Linked DNA regions of Homo sapiens: region 1 is linked to region 2. Evidence: chromatin contacts called from ENCODE Hi-C or POLR2A ChIA-PET data. All regions are on one chromosome and are shown on one strand. Each heading gives the region's core, a stretch centred on a gene start or an enhancer-like site at or near the end of the contact. The rest is flanking DNA. Distances are from core to core; before and after follow the strand shown. Region 1 holds the start of DONSON (DNA replication fork stabilization factor DONSON). Region 2 overlaps IFNAR1 (interferon alpha and beta receptor subunit 1).

Evidence for each region. A loop is a pair of places that touch in the nucleus more often than their neighbours do. ChIA-PET counts read pairs that join two places held with the same protein, here RNA polymerase II (POLR2A). Pooled maps may share reads with other maps.
Region 1: a map with no recorded cell type shows a loop between it and region 2 (12-fold over the local background). The contact joins the promoter of DONSON here to the enhancer-like site in region 2. A Hi-C loop is called at or near these places in 1 of 37 single-sample maps with no recorded cell type and 6 of 50 pooled maps. POLR2A ChIA-PET finds 5 or more read pairs at or near these places in 8 of 52 experiments (A549, BJ, CD4-positive, alpha-beta memory T cell and 5 more).

Annotation. Positions count from the first base shown.
Region 1 is chr21:33,587,295-33,591,409 of GRCh38, forward strand. It overlaps DONSON (DNA replication fork stabilization factor DONSON), which reads right to left and starts at 1,390. Exons shown (of 10, transcript NM_017613.4): 1 at 1,027-1,390; 2 at 228-308. The coding sequence starts at 1,347. It overlaps CRYZL1 (crystallin zeta like 1), which reads right to left. Exons shown (of 13, transcript NM_145858.3): 12 at 3,868-3,913; 13 at 2,047-2,627. The coding sequence ends at 2,528. RefSeq lists a silencer at 931-1,620 and an enhancer at 1,079-1,578.
Region 2 is chr21:33,359,725-33,363,299 of GRCh38, forward strand. IFNAR1 (interferon alpha and beta receptor subunit 1) reads left to right here. Exons shown (of 11, transcript NM_000629.3): 11 at 1-140. Among named protein-coding and RNA genes, the nearest start is that of IFNAR1, 37 kb to the left of the region's middle. RefSeq lists a silencer at 1,499-1,793. Within about 2 kb of position 2,092, at least 31 of the 41 ENCODE cell types and tissues checked have a DNase peak (open chromatin) inside an H3K27ac peak, as active enhancers do.

The DNA.
Region 1 (4,115 bases), core at 140-2,639, 230 kb after region 2:
TAGCGCTGGCTATCTTTACAGTCATCATTACTGTATCAAACCAACTCCTTTACCTTGGCTGATGCGGTATTTTCATCCCTGGTTGAGATGATCAAGCCTCTCTGTAAAACTACTTTCCAAGCAAAATGCTTCTGAGAAGTATAAATGTATTTTTAAAAATAGGCTCAAATCCTATGAAAAAAAAGTTTATACAAATACACATTCTAATGATATTTAAAAAGTATTACCTGAGGTAATTCAGTAACAGTTGTTCTTTCAGGAAACTTCTCTTCCCATAGCAAATCATTTTCTTGATTAGAATCTAAAAACTGAGGTTAAATATATTCTCCTTTAAAATTTAAAGGATGCTGAAGTTTGCGTTAAATATGTACAGAGCCTCACCTGGCATACATGTTTCTCAATAAACGCAAGTACACCTAAATTCAGAGGCACCCCATCCAATCTATGAGTTTCAACACTTCAGTTTTGTGTCTGAACTTTAGTATCAAAATTGAGGGGAACAGGGACCGGCGTTTCAAACCGAAAGATCCAAAAGGCTTTGGGTAAGACAGATGCTAGTGAATTCTGACCCCACGAATCCTCGACATTCCCCCATCTCCAGAATAATTTGGAGTGCGTGAGAGAAGGGAGGCCCTAAATCACGGGGGAAGCAGGGCTTGTCACCTGCCCCATCGAACAGCGTCCTTGCAAGATGGGGGCTCTCAGGGTTTTTCGAGCTCTTTTCCAAGTCACCTCTAAGTCCTCTCCAAGGGGCTCCTCGCTGCCCTCTGGGGCCCCCTCACTTTCCTCGGGAACGCGTCCCGTGAGCACAGCCCGCAGCGGGGTAGCCAGGGGAGCGCTCTTCCCACAAACCCGGCCTTGCCAGAATCGCGGCTCCCAGGGCGGGGTACCCTAAGGCCACGGGCGGCCGAAGTCTTCGCGCCCATTTCCTTGCCTCGAACGCGAGGACTTTCCATCCCCCATTCACAGCTGGCTCAACCCACGAAAGACAAGAGCCCCTTGGCGGCCAGGCTACAAGACACTCACCGGGACCGGGGCCTCCGGCTGCTCGCGGGCCGGCCCGTCGGGGGGCTCCGCGGCGACCCGCGGTCGGTTGTCCAGGCGGGCGAAGGGGTTCCTCCGAGCAGCGGCCGGGCCGCCGCCGCTGCCACCGCCTCTGCCCCCCGCAGCAGGGAAAGGGCGAAGAGGCAGCCCCGCCACCAGGGCGGCTCGGCGGGCCGCCGGCTCCGTCAGCTCACGGGGCGGGGAGGCGGCAGCTCCACGGCTCCGGGCCCTTTTCCGTCGGAGCCGCACTACCTCGGGCGGCTTTCGGAAGCCCGGTGAGTAGCCGGGCACCGAAAGGGCCATGACGCGCGGCGGCTGAGGGTAGCCGGCCGCCCTACAGAGACTTCCCGCGCGCGCCGGGCCCGCCCCTGACGTGGCGCCTCGCCGAGCTCCCGCCCCCGACGCGGCCCCGCCTCCGCCCCCGCCGGTTCCGAGCGGAGCATGCGCAGTGGGCAGCCCGCGAGACGCAGCCCGCAGCGGCGATCCCGGGTGGCCGTCAACGCCCACTGTCCCAGCGGTGACCCTGCCCTGGCGCTTCTGCCAGGTCCTCGGCCAGAGTCCAGTCGCCAGGTTCAGCGACGCTTCTGGAAAGTATGCGATCCAGGGCGCTGATGTGCACTACCCTGTGGGGCACCGAAATAGCTTAACTCTATTTAAGCCCGCAGCAGGGATGTGATCAGCCCGGGGTTTGGCGCCTGGATGAAAAGGAAACAAACTTGAGCTGCGGCGATGGGCTGCTGCTTCCATAAACTTAAGAGAGGGCAGTGGCTACTGCTCTCAAGAGGCGAGGAGAGGGGACTAGGCCACCTTCCTCAACCCCCAGAGAACTCAGATAAGACGTCAGCACGCTTCCTATGCCAGCGCAGCCTACCGACATCCCTCCCTTCCCCGTTCCCAGTGCCTGGTCATCTCAGACTTCCAGGCAGCTGCCACTGGCAAGTTAATGGGATCTTCTTTGATCCTGGGGAAAGCCGGAGTGAATGAATAGTTGAAAACACAAAATTTAAGTGCCTATGGGCTAAGTCTTTTAAGACTTCAAAATATACTCAAATGCTTAAATTATGACAGCAAAGACTTAAGGAAGGTGTTGAGAACGGAGTTGATACAAAATTAATACGTTACTTTGATAGCTTAGCAAAGGCCTGCAACAGCTTTTATCAAGAGTAGTGTGACTTTTGCTGAAAGCAGCAGTTTTCTTCATGGAAGGAATTTTATAGCAGGGGCAAAATATATAGAAACAATGAAAAGGTTTTTAGAAAAATTCCCTTAAGATGTTAATTATAGAATTATCTTGATCATTTGCACAAGAATTTTTCAAACACTTTTCAAATGTGTCAACTGAGCATCTTGTCTTAGCAGAGAAACGTGCTTAAAAATGCAACTTGTTTTATCTTCCTTGGTTTTTCTCAACAATTTCCAAAGAAAATTCTGGCTTCAAATACTGGAATATGTTCATCCGACTGAGGTCTGAGAAAGAAGAAAATTAAAATTGAACAACTTGCTTTTTTCTTCCTTGATTTTTCTGAACAGCTTCCATGGAAACTTTTGCCTCATACAGTGGAATGGGTTCATCCAACTGAGGTCTGAGAAGGAATGAAATTAGAAATGTCAGGTCTAGTTAAAGATAAGTAGAACAAACAGGGTGGTATATGACAAATGCTAGTGCTCAAATCTATTAGTGTATTAATTAATTTTTTGAGACAGAGTCTGGCTCTCTCATCCAGGCTGGAGTGCAGTGGCACGATCTCAGCTCACTGCAACCTCCGGCTCCCGGGTTCAAGCAATTCTCATACTTCAGCCTCCTGAGTAGCTGGGATTACAGGCATGCACCATCAAGCCTGGCTAATTTTTGTATTTTTAGTAGAGATGGGTTTCACCATGTTGGCCAGGCTGGTCTTGAACTCCTAGCCTCAAGTGATCCACCCACCTTAGCCTCCCAAAGTGCTGGGATTACAGGCATGAGCCACTGCACCCGGCCTCAAATCTATTACTTTAAGTAATTCAAACAAATTCGTCCATTAGTGTTTCCAATGTTAAAAGTGGTTAAGTTTTGAAGGAAAAAAATTATCTACTTTATTTACTCCCTCTTTTTTTCTGAGACGGAGTTTCTCTTGTTGCCCAGGCTGGAGTGCAATGGTGTGATCTCGGCTCACTGCAACCTTCACCTCCCAGGTTCAAGCAATTCTCCTGCCCCAGCCTCCCAGTAGCTGGGATTATGGGCGTTCGCCACCACGCTCAGCGAATTTTTCTATTTTTTAGTAGAGACAGTGTTTTGCCATGTTGGCCAGGCTGGTCTCGAACTCCTGATCTCAGGTGATTCACCCACTTCAGCCTCCCAAAGTGCTGGGATTACAGGCGTGAGCCACCACGCCTGGCCTACTCCCTCTTTTATAACTGATAAACATATTCAACTTTAAACAAATATACCATGGTTTTCTCTCCTTCAAGCTATTGGTTACTTCAAGTTGCTTTGGGAGGGGTGATGAGGAAAAGCAAAGGGTGAGGTACACTACATAATGGAGTGAGGAAAACTCACAAGCCACTTCTATCTCTGCGAGTACCTACTGGTGTACCACCAGATACACTTTGATAAATATTAAAGAGCAGCTATTTAAACGAAATATAAGATCAGTGCAAAAGTAAATGCAGTTTTTGCCATTACTTTCAATGGCAAAAACCACAATTATGTTTGCACCAACCTAATAATAAAATATGGAGGCAACAGGTACATGGCGAGAGCTAAAACAAAAGTGGGACTGCCTGCCTTAGCTCCCTGAAAATAGAAAAACAAACAAGAACAATGATTTGGTTACTTTAGCGTACCTGAAAACACCAGTTGATAACTTCTCCATCACATCCTTTAAGATACGTAGCTGGAAGGATTGTTAAGGTGGCAATGTAAAGGAGAATTAAATAAAACCATTCAATAAGCAGAGGATGCCAGGCAGGCCACTTTCTCTTGTTTCAAGTTTTGCACTCTCAGAGACTCAACATGTTAAGTTAGAGAAATTCTGTAGGACGTCAAGTTTAGCTCTACAACAGGGAAATGATTTGAGAGTTGGTGGTGTAAT
Region 2 (3,575 bases), core at 842-3,341:
GGCTGGGAACCTGAACACACACTTGTGTTTTTAAGCTTCCCTTTTTTACAGTGGACAAGGACACAAATAATAAATAAATCATCCCTAATGCCCAAGAAATGCCCTGGTACTTAGTAATAACAAAATACCAGTAACTTCCAGTTGTTTCTCACTACCTTTTTTCTTGAGTAGGATGATAATAGAATTACAACTCTTGAGGGCAACATAAATATAGGTGGATATTTGTGGTATGATATTGATGGAAAAATAGCAATCTTTTTCTTTACCTGAGGGGAACAAAGGCAAGAGGAGAATTCGATAGTTCTCATAACAAAGGATTTCTGAGTTTTCCTCCCCTTTCTGTGATCTGTCTCCACTTGGAACTCATGTTCTAGCAAAGGACATTTTGTGGGTGAAGAAGTGATTAATGATTAGGATGAAGAAAATGTTGGCAGTTCCAGCCTGGCCAACATGGTGAAACCCCGTCTCTACTAAAAATACAAAAATTAGCCAAGCATGGTGGCATGTGCCTGTAATCCCAGCTACTGGGGAGGCTGAGGCAGGAGAATCGATTGAACCCGGGAGGCGGAGGTTACAGTGAGCTAAGATCGCACCACTGCACTCCAGGCTGGGCGACAGAGCGAGACTCCATCTCAAAAGAAAAAAAATGTTGGCAGAGAAGATGTTCTGTTGTTTTTTTTTTTTTTTAAGGTCTTGAGAAAAGGGAGGAAGTTGAAAAATTTTATCACTCAATAGCTGGATTAAATTAAACATTACGTCTCACAGTGACTCACCACCCTTGAGCCTCCCTCCCAGATTTTCTGGATACATCAAAGTTAAGAAGAAAAACCTATTTTCCTATCTTTCCAGTAAAAGGACCCTTTTTTCTAAACATAGTCCTTAAATATATAATAGGCTTTTTGTGTACTTGACTCTGTTGTCTATTCCCAAATTTTATAATACTTTTAATATTCTGGAATTGTACTTAGAGAGATTATTCTAAATGTTGTAGTATAAAAGTACATCATCCACTCTGAAATCTCCCTAAAAGAACTCCACTGCATACACGTGGAGAAGTCATCATGCCCCATCTGTGTCTGTACCTGCGGGTGTGTCTAGCATGCTCCCTAGGGAAGGGATTTTATACCATTTGCTTATATTTATTTGGCAAGCTCCATGAAAACAAGGACTGTTTTTTAACTTTGTGGCTGACACTTGGTTGCCTAAGTGTTTAACGGTGATTGAGCGGGGACGTTGACGGTACAAACACTGATTGAATTTACCACTGGAGGGCAACAAGTCACCCTGTTCAGGCTGACAATCGGTTACTATTCAATAATTCCATTCCCAGAAGATACGCCAAGTATGTTTATACAGGTGGTTTCTTAAAGTTCTGTTTGTGATTATCTCGTCTTGAGCAAATGAGGAAAGGATGTGAAGAATCTGGTGTCCCCATGATCTCACCCAGAAATGGTTTGGTAGTTACAAAGCAAGATAGAGCAGTTGAGCAAATACTTAGCCCATCTAGTCCTCTACCACTACCACCTTCGCCTTTTAATGAGCAGGACTTTGTAGTAAGCGAGTTGTTGAAAAGGAGCTCCACATACTTAGTAACAGCCTCGGAGCGGATGGAAAGAAGTAGGCATTGCTGCAGAGCTGAGATGAACCTGCAAGGAGACAGCCTTGGCCCCAGGGAATGATCACTGCACTGCGCCCCCTACTGGCCTGGCTGAGATGACTAGCTGTGATTCCCTCCTTAGTCTCACCTGTTGAAGATGGCGCAGAACAGTTACAGCCATGATCAAAAAAGATAATTAATACTTTAGTGTCTCCTGCCCTATCCGCCCCCAGGGAGAGGCCAGACCATTCAGGGTGCCAGCTGGAGGTTATAAGGGTGGAGTGTGGAGACAGTGTTTCGTGTCACTACTTCCTTTTTTTTTTTTTTTTTTTTTTTTTTTGAGACAGAGTTTTGCTCTTGTCGCCCAGGCTGGAGTGCGGTGGGGCGATCTCGGCTCACTCCAACTTTCACCTCCCAGGTTCAAGCAATTCTCCTGCCTCAGCCTGCTGAATAGCTGGGATTACAGGCGCCTGCCACCACGCCCAACTAATTTTTCTATTTTTAGTAGAGAGCTTCCTGATAGCTGAACATGCAGAGGCTGCTGGGAAGGGCATAGAATCTCTGCAGTCCTTCTCACATACCTTATCCTATGTATCTCTTCATCTGTATCCTTTGTAATAGCCTTCATAATAAACCGGTAAACATAAGTTAGTGTTTCCTCTAGTTCTGTTAGGCAATCTAGCAAATCAGTTGAACACAAGGAGGGGGCCATGGGACCCTCAATTTATAGTCATTCAGTCATAACAGGTAAAACCTGGGGCTTGCAATTGGCATCGGAAATAAGGGGGCAGTCTTGTGGGAATGAGCTCTCAACCTGTGAGATTGAAGCAGCATGGTTGTCTGGGGTAATACGTGTGGTTTGTTGCCCCACGCCAAGGAAATCGAGGATGGGGACACAAAAGGAGTGGGTTCAAGAGCGGAAGTTTAGCAGGCAAAAGAAAGAAGAGACCTTCCCTGTGCAGAGGAAGGAGTCCCGAACAGGTTTCCGGGTTTACAGCGAGATGCGGTTGCTTTTATAGATGAGCTTGAGGAAGCGGTGTCTTATTTACGTAGGGCACAGAGGATTGGTTGGACCAGGTGTTCCATTTACATAGCACAGGAAGAGGCTGGCCATCCCACCCTCATCTGTTATTATGCAAATGGCACCTCTACCTAGCCCAGGCCTTGTTGCCTGCTTTTTTACTGCACACGTGGCAACAAAGAAAAGGGAAAAGGGAACTTCAATATTGAATATACCTGACTTCCAAGTATCCCTTTCCTATTGGCACAGCTGCTGGCATTCGCCTATGCAAGCTTCCAGTTTGCTTATCTATGTTTGCAGCTTGAGTTTTCAGGCTCTTTTTGTTAGAAAAGAAATGATTTGGGGCTTCTTTTTATTAAAAGGCAAACCTTACTGAGGACTCTTTTATCCTCACTAACTGCCTAAATAAATTTTGTTTAGGTGTTGTATCAGGATCTGATGCTATCTCCAGGTAGACAGTGTCAGAATTAAATAGGAGGATACCCAACCAGTGTCTGCTGCAGAATTGATTGCCTTCTTGTTAATGGGGAGAAATCACTACGCATTTGGTCACAGAAGTCTTCTGTGTTTATTGTTGTGGCATGAGAGCAGAGGAAAAACGGTTTGAGATTTTTCCCCTCAAAAACATAGGGGAAATCTTCATGATATTGGACTTGGCAATGATTTATTGGCTATGACACCAAAAGCACAGACAACAAAAACAAAAGTAGACAAATGGGACTACATCAAACTTAAAAACTTCTGCATATAAAAGGAAATAATCAATGGAAAAGACAACCTTTGGAATTGGAAAAATTATTTGCAAAATATTTGCTTTGATAGATTAGCAGATAAAATGTGGTGTTCACATGCCACGGAATATTATTCAGCCTTTAAAAAGAAGGAAATTCTGAGGCCGGGCGTGGTGGCTCACGCCTGTAATCCCAGGACTTTGGGAGGCCGAGGCGGGCAGATCAC